3 separate regions of the Homo sapiens genome follow, and all the other regions are linked to region 2. Evidence: chromatin loops called from intact Hi-C (ENCODE). Cell type or tissue: sigmoid colon. All regions are shown on one strand.

Region 1 (5,000 bases), 1.1 Mb after region 2:
GGAAGCTCTGCTGCAAACTGGTCCCTCCAGGTGGCAGCTGGAGTGGGAATAGGAGAACACCCAGAAGAGACAGGGGGAGCAGTTACAACACTGGTCCTGACCCCAGCCACTCCATCATCTAAGGTCTTTGGAGGGGTGCTCACTGTCCAGTGGGCTCAGGCCCTACCCTCCCCATTCTGCAGAGAAACCAAGGCACACTGTTGAGGACTGGAATGGAATGGAGCTGAAACAAGGACCCCACCATGATGAGGAGGATCGGAGTTCTCAACCCCTGTACCCGGCTTTATGCATATAATCTCATTCAGTCCTGACACACCCTTTGCAAGAGGGATCTGCATGCTTCATTTTGCAGATGAGAAAACTGAGGCTCAGCAAGGTCAGCTAACTCGCCTAAGGCTACAGAGCTGGCAAGTGTGGCTGGCATCAATGCCCATTTAAACCTCTGCACAGTTCCGCCTCGCTCATCCCTGTATTTCCTCGTCCTCCTCACCCACACACACCCATGTTGTTCCAAGGATTGCCTCTCTGCTCCCGCTGTGCTCCAAGACCCCCCAGTCCTTCCAGCCTAGAGGAAGCCCTCCTCTTCCAGGGAGCCCTCCCTCATGTCTTCCTCTTTGGGAAGCCCTGCAGCAGGGAGAGACTGTGCCCGCAAATGTGTGGTTTCACTTCCTCTGTATTTCTTGCATGAGCCACCGGGCATGGTGGCTCATGTCTGTCACATCTCTCTATTTCTTCAGCCCCCACCCTAGTCAAGCCACCCTTATCTGTCCCCTGGGAGACCCCCACCACGTCTCCTCATTCCATCTCAGCCACACGGGCCTCCTTCCTCTGTTTCCAACACACCAAGCTATTGCTGCCTCAGGATGTTTGCACCAACCGTTCCCTCTACCTGAAGCCCAAAGCCTCTGGCCTTTGTTCAGCAGTGTCATAATTTGAGGTCTCAGCTCATAGTGCACCCCTAAGAGTAGCCGCCGCCCCAGTGGCTCCTTATCTCATCCCTCTGTTCACGTCTCCTGCAATCCACGATGATCTGTTTGTTTCTTTCTTTGTCTCCCTCCCTTAAGGTGTGAGCCTCAAGGGCAGGGACCTTGTCTCTTTAGTTTGCTGCATATTCCCCGCACAGAGGAGGCACTCAATAAATATTTGTTGAATAAATGAATAAATCAACTAGTCAATTGAACAATCAATCATGAAAGAGGGTTTTAATGTTTCGAAGAGGCTCTGGGTCCAGAGCCACCATGAACAGCCAGCACCAAAATCCCAGAGAGGTGACAGGGCCACTCTGGTCTCACTCAGTCAATCATATGGTCAGTCAACAAACTCTCACTGGGCTTGCTCATCCAGCAGGCACAAAGATGCAGCAAGAAATACGATGGGTGTCCACCCTGCCCCCTGAGCTCGGTGTCCAACAGAGATGTTGAATGGCAGCTGACAAAACCACTACTTCGACCCAGGTCCCACTTGGGCCAGGACTCTCCACCACCACTGCCCTGAGTCCAGCCTTGGCAAGACTCTGAGACCCGGGTCTAGGGAAGCCATTCATTGACTCAATTTCTGCTCACTGGGAAGCAGTAAAGTGATTAGCAGTGTGGACCTGGGTTCCAATCCTGTCTCTGCCACCTACTAAGAGCATGACTCTCTGCAATGTGTCTAGGCCTCTGGGCCTCAGTTTACCCATCTGCAAATGGGGACAGTAAAGGCATCTCCCCCATGGAGTTTCTCCAAGGAGAAGGGGTCAAGAAGGACCTACCGTGGTGCTGGGCACATATGTGAATGCTAGTCACCACTACTGAGCTGCCCGAAAGGAGCCAAACTGGGGCCCGGGGACACAGAGTGGATTCAGACACTACTGCAGAACACTCCCAGACCACAAGGCCATGTGACAAGTGTAACAGGACAGAGTTGTGGGGAGCCTCAGGGAGCCGCAGGGCCTGGAACCCACCCTGGCAGCCAGAACAAGTTCCCAAGCCTATTAAGCTGGGTCAAATCGCCCTGCCCACAATCCCATCTTGTTTTTGTTACTTAAAAAAAAAAAAAAAAAAAATTCTGGCCGTGTGCAGTGGTGCACACCTGTAACCTCAGTGCTTTGGAGGGCAGAGGCAGGAGGATTGCTTGAGGCCAAGAGTTGGAGACCAGACTGGGCAACACAGTGAGACCCTGTCTCTACCAAAAATTTTAAAAATTAGCTGAGCGTGGTGGCATATGCCTATAGTCCCAGCTACTCAGGAGGCTAAGGTGTGAGGATCACTTGAGTCCAGGAGTTGGAGGCTGCAGTGAGCCATGATTGTGCCACTGCACTCCAGCCTGGGCAACAGAGCAAGATCCGTCTCTTAAAAAAGAAAAAATTGAAAACCGAAGCCAGGATGAGGGTGTTGTTGGCTCAGTCCCTCCCTGCCCATGTCCCCTCATCGGTTCTGAGGCCTCACCAGGTGGGCAGCAGCTGAGACCTGGGATCTCCTCTAGGAGCTGGAGGGGTCTCCTGGGTAGAGGGAAGGAGAGAAGAGAGAAGCCTCTGCTTAAATCCAGGACCTCTCGTCCTACCAGGGGAGCACACAGGTTTTCGCAGCCCAGCTGGCTCAGGAGGGGCTCTGTCCTCCAGAGCAGGGCTACCCGGGCCCAGCAGGGGCTGTCAAGGGGGAACCTCATTTTAAGCCACGGAGCCCTTTCTGCTCATGAAAAGGAGCCTGCAGGTCCCACAGACAGAACAGAGGACTAGAAGTCGGGAGGCACCAGGCAGCCTTGCCTCCCCAGAAACTAACCAATCCACCAGCTCCCTGTGCAAATGGGGAAACTGAGCCCCAGGAGGCACGGGAGGGTGACTTACCCAAGGTCACACAGAGACAAGACTGGCACTCAAGTCCCCTCGCCCCCACGGACTCACTGCATAAGAGGGTAAAAACAGCACCAAGCTCTGGATGAAGGGGTTGGGAGTGAGTGACATCTGGCCAACCCGACCCCCAGCTCCGTCTTGCCTAGGGCAGCCCCCAGCCCAACCAGGGACCCAGCTCCTTGGGACGGATTCGCCCAGGCCTTGACTCTGCTGGCCCCCAGTGGCCATCTGTGTTGTTCTTCCAGCACCAGGTCCCTGACTGAGCTGACAGCTGGTCCAGGGGCTGAGCCCTGGAGTACGACAAAAATATGCAGGAATGAGGGAGCGGGAAGCCGAGGTGAGAGGCCACAGAAACAAGCTTGGCCTCCTCCCCTAACTCCTCCCCACAAACACAAACCTGAAAGAGACGCTGGGGAGAAAGTGGAAGCCAGTCAGTGTGGGGTCAGGAGCACACCTCTGGGGGTCTTTGGACTCAGACTGAGGCTCCAGTCCCGGCTATGGTGGACGGTAAAAGGCAAGAAATTATCCTCAGCTGTCCTCCCACACCAAGGTGCCGTCTATTTCCGCGCCTCCCCCCCCACCCCCGAATCTGGCCTACCCTTGGTTTTGTTTGACAAGTAGAATGCAGCAGGAGTGGTGCTGTGTGAGTTTTAAGGCTGGGCCTTAGGAGACCTGCCTCAAGCCCAGGTGTGGTGGCTCACGCCTGTAATCCCAGCACTTTGGGAGGCCAAGACAGGCGGATCACCTGAACCCAGGAGTTTGAGACCCGCCTGGGCAACATAGTGAGACTCTATCTCTATAAAAAAATTTTTAAAAAAATAGCTGGGTATGGTGGTGCACACCTGTAGTCCCAGCTACTCAGGAGGCTGAGGTGGGAGGATCACTTGAGCCCAGGAAGTTGAGGCTGCAAGTGAGCTGTGAATGCCCTGCTGTGCTCCAGCCTGGGTGACAGAGCAAGCCCCTATCTCACAAAAAAGAAAAAGATCCACATAATAAGCACACAGTAAACAAACAGGTCATTTTCACCAGGTCATCACTGTCACCACCACTGCCATCATCATCAACACTCTCATCGCCACCATCACCACCATAATCATCATCACCATCATCACCAACATTATGCTTTGTGACCACAGAAAACTAGCTGAGCCTCTCTGGGCCCAGGAAAGTGGTGCCTTCCAAAGCGGGCAGGACCCTCAGCAGTGGAGATGAAATGTAGAAAGCTCTCTTCGCTCTCTCTTCAGCCCTCCCTTCAGCCCTCCCCCACAAGGACCAGCACAGACGAGTGAGTTTCCACCCCGTCTTCACTTCTGGGCAAAACTCCCTGAACATGTGGAAGACAGAGTCAGCTTTTTAGCATCTGGGGCTTCCTTCCCCCACATTTGAGCTCACCAGAGCCCACCGGCCTCAGAAAGTTGTCCCTGATCCATTGCCCCCACTTGTCTTTCTGAGAAGGCCTGGACAAGGACAAAGACACATTTGAACAGCCCACATTCTCCAATTATTGGTCTTTCACAAAAATCTCCTGAACCCCCACCCCCTGGGGCCATACACTGTGCTGGTTCCCGCACCTACACAAACAAGATGAGAACAACCTTTGGAATCAGACAGGCCTAGACCCAGGCAGACCCCTTTAATTCCTAGGCACATAAAGGTGGACAAGTCATTTAGCCTTTCTGTGCTCCGAATAACAGATAGATGACTGAACACAGGAAGCCCTTCCAAAGCTCCTCCAAGACCTTCTCTGCACGCTCATCCCAGGGTACCAGTATCCAGGGCAGAGTCTGGTATGGACTGAACAGTGGGGCTGCTCTTAGGCCTTCATGGACGCAGGTGTCCTGCCCTCCAGCTCCATGGCGAGTGGGCTGAGCATGATGTTCTCACCCACAGAGGGGACTCCCCCATTCTCTGGACCTTGCTTTTCTCTCTGTTCCCAGCTCTGAACCACTTCCAGCCTCTGGAGAAGGGTTGAGCTGTCAGTCAACAGCCCTTGGGATATGGGCCTGGCTAGGGCCTCTGCCGTGGCCTGGCTTTTCTTTATCACTGATGGCTTTGCCAGATGGTCACCTGCACAGGCCATTTGAAATACACAGGAACCTTTCATCATGGACAACTTGAGGCCAGGAGTTTGAGACCAGCCTGGCCAACATGGTGAAACCCCGTCTCTACT
Region 2 (5,000 bases):
GTTCGAAACCAGCTTGGCCAACATGGTGAAACCCCGTCTCTGCTAAAAATATAAGGATTAGCTGGGCATGTTGGTACACGCCTATAATCCCAGCTACTGGGGAGGCTGAGGCAGGAGAATTGCTTGAACCCGGGAGGTGGAAGTTTCTGTAAGCTGATATCATACCACTGCATTCCAGCCTGGGTGACAGAGCGAGACTTCTGCAAATAGATTTACATGCAAGGTGTATAAGAACAGTAAAATGTGTTGTGGTTTTTTTTTTTTTTTGTAAAAGGTTATAAGAAGGCATGGAAATGTAAATTTTGCCTAGGGTTAAATGATTGTTTTGAGTTAGATAGAAAAAGCTGAAGGTTCAAAGAAGTGGTAGAAGAATTGGCAAAATTAATTTGCAGAAGAGGTTCTCTGTGTGAACATATTGACTAAATTCAAAAGGGTTATACAAAGTTTTTGCTTCTTTAAAATTTCTGAGTCATCGTTTTGGCAAAATAAAGAACTTACGGTAATCTGGAATTCCAAAATCAAACTTCAGTTTCAAAATTGTCTTTCCTAATGCCTGGCTTTTTGGATGGATCAGAGGGCCACTGAAAACATCCAGAAAGGAGGTAAACAGGATTATTCAACATGTTTAGGTACATGAGATTGCCAAAATGATGCTCAATCTTCTTTTTTTTTTTTTAATCTTCCCCAATTTAAATCTTTTAATTTAAAAGTAAACTTTACTGTCAAAAATGCAAACTTGGGGAGGGCAGAAAGATCACACACAAGGCTGCCACTTCACACCTGGAGGGTTGCACGGCGACCAGGCAGAGGCACTCCTCACTTCCCAGACAGTGCAGCGGCCAGGCAGTCAATCTTCTTTAGGTTATATTTTTGTGAATAGTACTAATATATATTCCAAAATGGTATGGGATTTCTAAAATTCCAATGTCTAAGTATATGCTATCAATTATAATTATGGCTATTATGCTAAGTTATTGTAAACCATAGAAGTAACCAAATTTGCCAGGCGCTGTGGCTCACGCCTATAATCCCAGCACTTTGGGAGGCCGAGGTGGGTGGATCACGAGGTCAGGAGTTTGAGACCAGCCTGGCCAGCATAGTGAAACCCCATCTCTACTAAAAATACAAAAAATTAGCCGGGCATGGTGGTGAGTGCCTGTAATCCCAGCTACTTGGGAGGCTGAGGCAGGAGAATCACTTGAACCCAAGAGGCAGAGGTTGCAGTGAGCTGAGATTGTACCACTGCACTCCAGCCTGGGCAATAGAGCGAGACTGTTTCAAAAAAAAAAAAAAAGACAATGAAAGGTGGATTGGGTGAATTAGGCAGCACACCCACACATAAAGTCATAATTTTTCTATTAGCTCCCTTCCCTAACTCTTTTCCTTCCCCTCTGCTCACTCTGATCCAGCCACACCTGCCCCCTTGCTGTTCCTTGGTCTGTCTCACCTTCTGTGTTCAGAGCCTTTGCCCTCTCTGTTCCTTTTGCCTGGAAGGCACTTCCCCCTGAAATTCCTTGGCTTATCAGAGCCCTCATTTACATTTCACTTCTGTGGGTTTTCTTTTTTCTTTTTTTTGAGATGGGGTTTTGCTCTGTCACCCAGGCTGGTGTGCAGTGGCACCATCACAGCTCACTTCAGCCTTGATGTCCGGGGCTTAAGGGATTCTCCCACCTCAGCTTTTCAAGTAGCTGGGATCACAGGTGTGTGCTATCATGCCTGGCTAATTTTTTAATTTTTTTTTGTAGAGTGGGGGTCTTTCTATGTTGCTCAGTCTGGTCTCAAACTCCTTGGCTCAAGCGCTCCTCCCTCCTTGGCCTCCCAAAGAGTTGGGATTACAGGCATGAGCCACTGCATCTGGCTCTTGGGTTTTCTTGATATCATGATCAGGGTGGCCTGTGACAACTACCCTGGCCAATGAAGCCTAAATTGTTTTGGTCCCAGAGACTTGAACTGAATCAGGCTACCTTTCATTCAATGCAGATCACCTCCTCCAGGAAGCCCTCTCAGACTGCCCAGGCTAGGTCAGGTGTTTCTCCCCAGCCCTCTGCTGATAACCCTTTCAAAATGGTTCATTTCCTCTGAGGGGATAAGAGAGGGGTGATGACTCATCCATTTCAGCATCCCCAGTGCCAGGCAAGGCCCAGAGGAGGTGCTCAAGAACCTGCTCTAGGCCAGAAGCAAAGGGAGGAAAGGAAGGCTCCTTTTGCTGGTCTTTTCCCTGCTGCCAGCAGAGGGCGCCTCCGCACCACGATTCTGCCCAGGTGGGTCCAGCCTCCAGTGGGGCCACAGCCAACCTCCTTGTCCTCAGGAGGCTTCCGGACAGAGGGGAGACCTCCTTTGTTCTCTGAGAACAAAGTGCTCAGGCCTTGGGTGCAGACACTGCTACCTGTGTGATCTTGGAGTCTGTGACTTTCCCATCTGACCCTTGATTTTCTCATCTATAAACTGGCTGTATTACCTTGGGGAGTTTGTGAGCTAATAAAATCATCAGTGCAGTGCTGAGCTTAGAGGCACCGCTTGCTAGCTGGGTAACCATGGACTAGTGATTTTGCCTCTCTGTGCCTCAGTTTCCTCGCCTGCAAAATGGGGATAATTGTAACCACCTCATAGGGCTGTTGGGACAATTAAATGAGTTATTCTATAAAATATGAAGCAGAGCGTCAGGCACATGGCCAGGGCTGTGTTATTATTTCCCTTTATTATCATTGCTGGTTGATGAGAGAATGTCCCAGCTCCAACTTTCACCTGCCATGTTGCACCCATGATGACTCCAGGGTAGAGGCTGTGACACCTTTTTTTTTTTTTTTTTAAACAGAGTCTTGCTCTGTTGCCCAGGCTGGAGTGCAGTGGCACGATCTTGGCTCATTGCAACCTCTGCCTCCTGGGTTCAAGCAATTCTCTTGCCTCAGCCTCCCAAGTAGCTGGGATTACAGGCGCCTGCCACCATGCCCTACTAATTTTTGTATTTTTAGTAGAGATGGGGTGTCTCCATGTTGGTCAAGCTGGTTTCGAACTCCTGACCTCATGGTCTGCCTGCCTCAGCCTCCCAAAGTGCTGGGATTACAGGCGTGAGCCACCGTGCCTGGACTTTTTTTTTTTTTTTTTTTTATCTGAGATGGAGTCTCGCTCTGTCACCCAGGCTGGAGTGCAGTGGCAAGATCTCGGCTCACTGCAACCTCCAGCTCCTGGGTTCAAGCGATTCTCCTGCTTCAGCCTCCCGAGTACTTAGGATTACAGGTGCCCACCACCACGCCCAGCTAATTTTTGTATTTTTAGTAGAGACAGGGTTTCACCATGTTGGACCAGGCTAGTCTCGAACTCCTCAGGTGATCCGCTCGCCTCGGCCTCCCAAAGTGCTGGGGTTACAGGCATGAGCCACCACGCCCACCCTTTTTTTTTTTTTTTTTTAGATGGAGTCTCACGCTGTTGCCTGGGATGGAGAGTACAGTGGCGCAATCTTGGCTCACTGCAACCTCTGCCTCCCAGTTTCAAGCAATTCTCCTGCCTCAGCCTCCCGAGTAGCTGGGTTACGGGCGCCTGCCACTACGCCTGGCTAATTTTTGTATTTTTAGTAGAGACAGGGTTTCGCCATGTTGGCCAGGCTGTTTCAAACTCCTGACCTCAGGTGATCCGCCTGCCTCAGCCTCCCAAAGTGCTGGGATTACAGGTGTGAGCCACTGTGCCTGGCCTGATTTTTAAATTTTTTTGTAGAGACAGGGTCTTGCCATGTTGCCCAGACTGGTCTCGGACTCCTGAACTCAAGCCATCCTCCTCCCTCAGCCTCCTAAAGCATTGAGATTACAGGCGTGAGCCACTGTGCCCACTCAGTCTTTTTTTTTTTTTTTTTTGAGACAGAGTTTCACTCTTGTTGCCTAGGCTGGAGTGCAATGGTACGATCTCGGCTCACCGCAACCTCCGCCTACCAGGTTCAATCGATTCTCCAGCCTCAGCCTCCTGAGTAGCTGGGATTATAGGCATGCGCCACCACGCCCAGCTAATTTTTGTATTTTGAGTAGAGATGGGATTTCTCCATGTTGGTCAGGCTGGTCTTGAAATCCTGACCTCAGGTAATCCGCCTGCCTCGGCCTCCCAAAGTGCTGGGATTACAGGCGTGAGCCACCGCACCCGGCCCATGGCATCTTAACATTGGAGAAAACAGCAGAAGCAGATGGGCAGTCTCTCACCTTTGCCTCTCCCTTCTTCCCTGATCAGACCATAAAGCTTTCACTGGGGAGGTGCCCTCTCTATTCCCAAAGGAAAGGAGCCAAAGACACAGAGATGCCAAGAAGAATCTGAACAATCAGGCCTTGCTAAGTCCCATTTCCACCGTCCTGCCACCCCTCACCGCCCCCTATCTATTATCATTAGATCAGACTCTTTTGTTCTCCAATTATACTTCTTCACAACTGCCTACTCTTCATCAAACCAAAGCAGAAAAGCACACAAATTTACCTGTTTCTTCTTCTTCTTCTTTTTTTTTTTTCTTCTGGAGACCATGCCTCACTCTATCACCCAGGCTGGAGTGCAGTGGCACAATCTCGGCTCACTGCCACCTCCACCTCCTGGGTTCAAGCAATTCTCATGTCTCAGCCTCGGGAGTTGCTGGGACTACAAGTGCGTGCTGCCACACCTGCCTAATTTTTTATATTTTAGTAGAGACAGGGTTTTGCCATGTTGCCCAGATAGGTCTTGAACTCCTGGGCTCAAGCAATTCACCCACCTCGGGCTCCCAAAGTGCTGGGTTTACAGTTGTGAGCCACCGTGCCTGGCTACCTGTTTCTTTTCTTTTTTTTTTGAAATGGAGTGTTGCTCTGTTGCCCAGGCTGAAGTGCAGTGGCGCTATCTTGGCTCACTGCAATTTCTGCCTCCTGGGTTCAAGCAATTCTCCTGCCTCAGTCTCCCGAGTAGCTGGTACTACAGCTGCATGCCACCATGCCGGGCTAATTTTTTGTATTTTAGTAGAGACAGGGTTTCACCATGTTGCCCAGGCTGGTCTTGAA
Region 3 (5,000 bases), 610 kb after region 2:
CTTGAGGTTACTGTGAGATCTGATTGTTAAGAAGAGCCTGACACCTCCTCCTCTTTCTCTTGCTCCCTCTCTTGCCATGTGGCACTCCTGCTCCCCCTCTACCTTCCACCAGGAGTAAGAGCTTCCTGAAGCCTCACCAGAAGCTGAGCATATGCTGGTGCCATGCTTGTACAGCCCCCAAAACCATGAGCCAAATAAACCTCTTTCTTTATCAATTACCAGTCTCAGGTATTCCTTTATAGAAACACAAAATGGACTAATACACCCACCCTGTACTTTGCCCATCTGACCACTATAGTCTTAATCCCCTGGTGCAAGCACAGAGGCTGAAAAGGCCAAGAGAAGGCATCCAATGTAGGCTTCCTGAACTATGACAAAGAAAGCTGAGCTCTGGAGCAGGAGCAGAAATTAGCCAGCTTAAAGGATGTGTGTGGGGTGCATGGGACAGGGTAGGGGAGATGGGAGAGGGAGGGGAGCTTGGATGGCTATCTCAGCAGAGGGGGCAGCATGTAGAAAGGTCTGCAATCAAGAGAGAGAGCTTCGTGAACTCTGAGAACTGAACATGTGAACAAAGCTGCAGAAGTGAACCCAGGATAGAGCTGAAGACCCTTGTAAACCATTCCAGGAATGCTGGCTTTAGTGTACAGGCCCTGAGGAGCCAGTGAAGGATTTTAAGGGGGCTAACCTGATCAGCTTGTAACCCTGGGTATACCCAGGTAACCTGGATGTGGATAGTTGAGGGTGGTGCTTTGTACAGAAAATGAGGTCCAAGGAATTGAGCAGATGTCAGTTCTGGGGAGGCTCAACTGTCCTTCCTTTATGTGGAGGCCTGAGTGAGGTGAGGTCTGGGGACACAGCAGGAGGGAAGGAGCCTGAGAGAGGCATCTGGGAAGCAGAAAGTAAGTGGATCAGGCAGTGGGTACAGCTCTGCTGGCAACGAGATCTGGTGAGCAGAGACAGGCTGTCTGCCCTGAGATGTTGGCACTCAGGTGGTCTTGATTCTGTACCAACACTTGCCAACTGTGTGCTCCTCAGGGCACAAACCATGTCCTTTTGCTTCTGTGTCCCTTGTACCCAGCTCAGTGCCTGGTCCAGAGAAGCCCAATAAACATGTGTGTTATTCGAACCCTCAGCAGTAGCAGTGATCCACTAGAACCACTTGTTTAGGGACCCTGGTGTAATGCTGTTAGGGATTGGGCTGAGCCTATGCCTCTCAGCTGCCATGCCCCCAGTGCCTAGGCACCTTCCTTTGAAGTCATTAAAAGCATGAACAATGCCTCTATGTTCCCAGTGCTAGCAGTCCATTAGCACTCTTTTCAGGAAAAGATAGCTTTGAAAGGTAAGTGATTTTCCCTATGTGCCTCCCAATAGCCTTTCATTCCAGGGAAACATTCCAGTCTGATTCATCAATTGCCTCCTTGTAGGATCATCCTCTTGCCAGGGTCAATGGAGAGCAGGACAGGAGGCTGAGCATGGGTGGAAGTCAACACAAGGAAGTCAGGGAGGGGAGATAGTGTTAGGTGACCGGCAGGGGTATGGGATTGCTTCGTCTTCAATCAGTAGTACAGAGAGAAAGGAGGAAGAAAAAGAGCACCTTGGTGGAGATGTCAGGGCTCCAAGGATGACGAAGCATCTTCTGGGGCTGAGAAGGAACTGGTCGGTACAGAAGGATCTAATGTCGAGAGTCACCAAATCTCAAACTGGCATGTGCATCTCACTCATTTGTTCAATGCAGTTTTCATTGTTCCTGCACTGTCCTTCATCAGCCCTGTGTGGTTTACAATAATCCTGCTTAACCTCACAGCCTCCTCCCCCTACACCACCTAGTTCCAGCCTTCCTGGACCACCTGCTCTCTCCTGGAAGGCAATCTCTGCTGCATGCTTTTGTAAGGCATTGCACATGCAGCTCTGCCCCCAAAGCTTTTCTTTCCCTGGCTAACTTGGGCATCCTTCAGAGCTTTAGGTCTCACCTCCTCCAGAAAGCCAGTCTCCCAAGTCCTAGCTCAGTGCCAGGTGCAGAGTAATCGCTTCCATAGTGGCACAGGAAGGAAGAGATGAAGAGAAGGAAAGCGGAGGTGGATTTGTGCCCAGACAAGCCATAGGTTTTCAGGGGCCTCGGAAAGCCAGCCCAGCCTTTGCCTCTTACAAATGAAAACTGTGAAGCCCAGAGAAATGAAATCACTTCCCTATCTTATAAATCAAATGGGGATTTTCTACAATGTTTCAGGGCCTAGAAACTCAAGAGGGAAAATAGGCTGAGGAAATTGTCAGGCTTCGCCGGATGGCGTTTGTAATTAATCAGAGGCCTTTTGTAACAAATACCTCTTCATTCCCAACTGAGTGACGAGCCTGGTTAGCCGGACCTTCCTTCTTTGCTCCGGGTTCCTCCAGAACCACGTGACCCAGGCCAGAGAGGGGAGGTGTGGAAGATAATAAGGAACAAAGTGAAATGGGCCCAGACTTCCCAAAGCATGGACTATTACCTGGGGAGGCAAGACACATGCGTGAACCGACCGAAGAGAGCATTGCTGCGTTATGCAGGAGGGACAAAATGCCCCTCCAAGAGTGCAGGGAGCCGACAGTCTTGCTTTGGGTCTCATCTATAGTATTATGGACCCATCCTACAATTGTGGCTAATTAAGGAGCTTAAGGATTTGTGTTTTGTAATAGCCTGCCTCACTGCAAATATAATAAAGCCTAAAGAACTCGTAAAACAGGAAGCTGATTCGGTTTTACGGAATATAGATAGGCCCTTGAACTTGAAAGGTTGTAAAAACGGAACAAATCATGTATTCGATGGCGCCACCTGTTGTCAATGTGTGATATTGCAGCTTGTCCAGGAAAGGAGGAAAGAGGCCGCTCCAAGGGTGACCTCAGAAGATCCCAGCCCCGTCTTGACAATCGTGGAGACAAGAGTCCAGAGCCAGGAATGGACTGACTAATGCTGGAAAATGCCACAGAGGAAAAACAAATCACAGGTTCTGTTCCCATTGGCTTTTTTCTTTGATTTGGAGTCATGGCCAACATCTGAGTCCCTTGAGATCTTGACCCTGGGAGTCTTTATCCACCTCTCTCCACTTAAGAATGCAGGAAGCTAAGGACAAAAAGAAGGAGCCACAGTGTGGGATAATTACAGCATCGTATGGCTGCCTTGGCTTTCAGTAAGAGTTGTTACAGCTAATGTTTATTGGGTGCTTATGTCATTTGAAGCATTGTCTTAATAAATCAACACAGCTTGATGAGGTTGGTACTCTTAGACCCAGTCCCATTTTACAGATGAGGAAATGGAAACACAGGAACGTTAAATAATTTGCACAAGTTCTTACAGAAGTTCCTCCTTTCTTTCCTTCCTTCCTCCCTCCCTCCCTCCTTCTTCTCCCTCCCCTCCCTCCCCTCCCTTCCTCTTTCCTCCCTTCCTTCCTTCCTTTCTTCCTTCCCTTCTTCGCAACTCCCTCCCTACCTACCCCCTTCCCTCTTTCCTTCCTTCCTTTCTTCCTTTCTTCCTTCCTTCCTCCCTTCCAACCGTCATTTTTTTTTTGAGTGCTGAAGCTGGGATTTGAGCCTAGGCAGGCCAACTCTGGAGCCCATGCATTAAGCCGGTACACTTGACTACATCTGTTGGCACGTTCTAACTATGACTAATATCTGTTGGTCCATGTGTCTCACACTTAGCAAGTGCAGCGATACAGGAAAAAGTAAAAATCTTGCTGATGCTTTCTAACCTCGGTTCATCTATCCATGCCTCCATCCATGCCCTTATCCACCCAACAATCCTTTCTCTAATCCTTCTGTCAACCCACCCACCCACCTACCATTACTCATCTGCCCACTCACCCATCCATCCATCCATTCATCCAATGATTCCCATATCCATCCATACAATCATTCTCACATCCATCCACCCATCCATTCATCCACCCACCCAGTAATTCTCATAACCAACTTCCTTCCTTGCATTTATCCAACAGTCACTTTCTTAAGCACCTACCACCTGCCAGACACAGTCAATAAAGAGATGAATCAGCTGTGTTCCCTACCCTTATGTTGGTCACATTCCCACAGATCCATAAAACAATGTTATAGGTGCTGGCCTGTGATCGGAAAGGTGAGTTACGCCTGACTCTGAGGGAGGCGAAAGAAAGGCTTCCCAACAGATGTGACTATCAACCTTGGCCTTAATGTATGAATGGGAATTGTTGGTTGGAGAAGGGGAGATGGCTATCAGACAGGAAGAACAGCACCAGCAAAGGCAGAGACGCAACAAAACCCCTAGTGTTGGAGGGACATAGAATGATCCAGAGCATGAGGTGAGTGAGAGCAGGGGAAGGAGGGACAAAACCAGAGGGGGCTTAGGATGCAGCCAAAGGGGCATACTAAAGAGCTTGGACCTTCAACAATAGGGAGTGCTGTGAAAACAGAGAGCAGAGGAGTTGAGGTACAGACATGGTGAGAACCGTGCAGGAGAAAGGTCTCTCCAACGGCAGCAGGGTGGATGAACTGGGGAGGCTGGGTCTGGAAGCAGGGACTAGTTAGAAGAGATCATCTGGGTTCAAATGCCAGCTTCACCTCTTATTGACTCTATGCCCTTAGGCCAGGGCTTGCATTTCTAAGTGTCTCATTATTCTTGTTTATTCCATGGTCTAAACACAGAAATGACCTACAAGATTCTGGAAAGAATTCAATGAATAGTACAAGCAAAGTATAGCACTTGGCACATAGTAAGCTCTCAATAAATGGCATCAATTGGCAGTAGTTGTTGTTATTATTATTACTATTTCTACTGCTATGATATCGAGGAAGAGATCAGGAGGCTTGTTCAGGGCCAGAGCGGCATTTTCCACCCTGTGATTCCCAGAGCTCTTGCTCACACGATGTTAATAGATATTAATGGAAAGAGGGTTCTGAGGCCAAACAAGTGTGGACTTCAACAAAATAAAACTGGAAAATGAACATAGACAAGCCAAACACAAAAAACTGCAGGACTTCTCATAACCTTTCAT

What was found. A loop is a pair of places that touch in the nucleus more often than their neighbours do. Peaks named below come from ENCODE experiments on the same cell type or tissue, not always from the same donor. Only the 100,000 strongest peaks of a DNase experiment are listed, where the experiment ranks them.
Region 1: it touches region 2 in a loop (5-fold over the local background); 30 of 110 quality-filtered maps call a loop at or near these places.
Region 3: it touches region 2 in a loop (5-fold over the local background); 19 of 110 quality-filtered maps call a loop at or near these places.

Annotation. Positions count from the first base shown.
Region 1 is chr1:18,572,720-18,577,719 of GRCh38, forward strand. No RefSeq gene overlaps it. Among named protein-coding and RNA genes, the nearest start is that of PAX7, 56 kb to the right of the region's middle. RefSeq lists enhancers at 2,433-3,011, 3,012-3,589. In sigmoid colon, a CTCF peak has its summit at 3,047 (motif pointing left); a DNase peak (open chromatin) is centred at 3,021; H3K27me3 peaks cover 1,345 bases.
Region 2 is chr1:17,492,205-17,497,204 of GRCh38, forward strand. No RefSeq gene overlaps it. Among named protein-coding and RNA genes, the nearest start is that of ARHGEF10L, 45 kb to the right of the region's middle. RefSeq lists a silencer at 2,226-2,368. In sigmoid colon, a CTCF peak has its summit at 2,225 (motif pointing right); a DNase peak (open chromatin) is centred at 2,237.
Region 3 is chr1:18,097,864-18,102,863 of GRCh38, forward strand. No RefSeq gene overlaps it. Among named protein-coding and RNA genes, the nearest start is that of IGSF21, 7.4 kb to the right of the region's middle. RefSeq lists an enhancer at 1,061-1,583. In sigmoid colon, a CTCF peak has its summit at 2,821 (motif pointing left); a DNase peak (open chromatin) is centred at 2,838; H3K27me3 peaks cover 712 bases.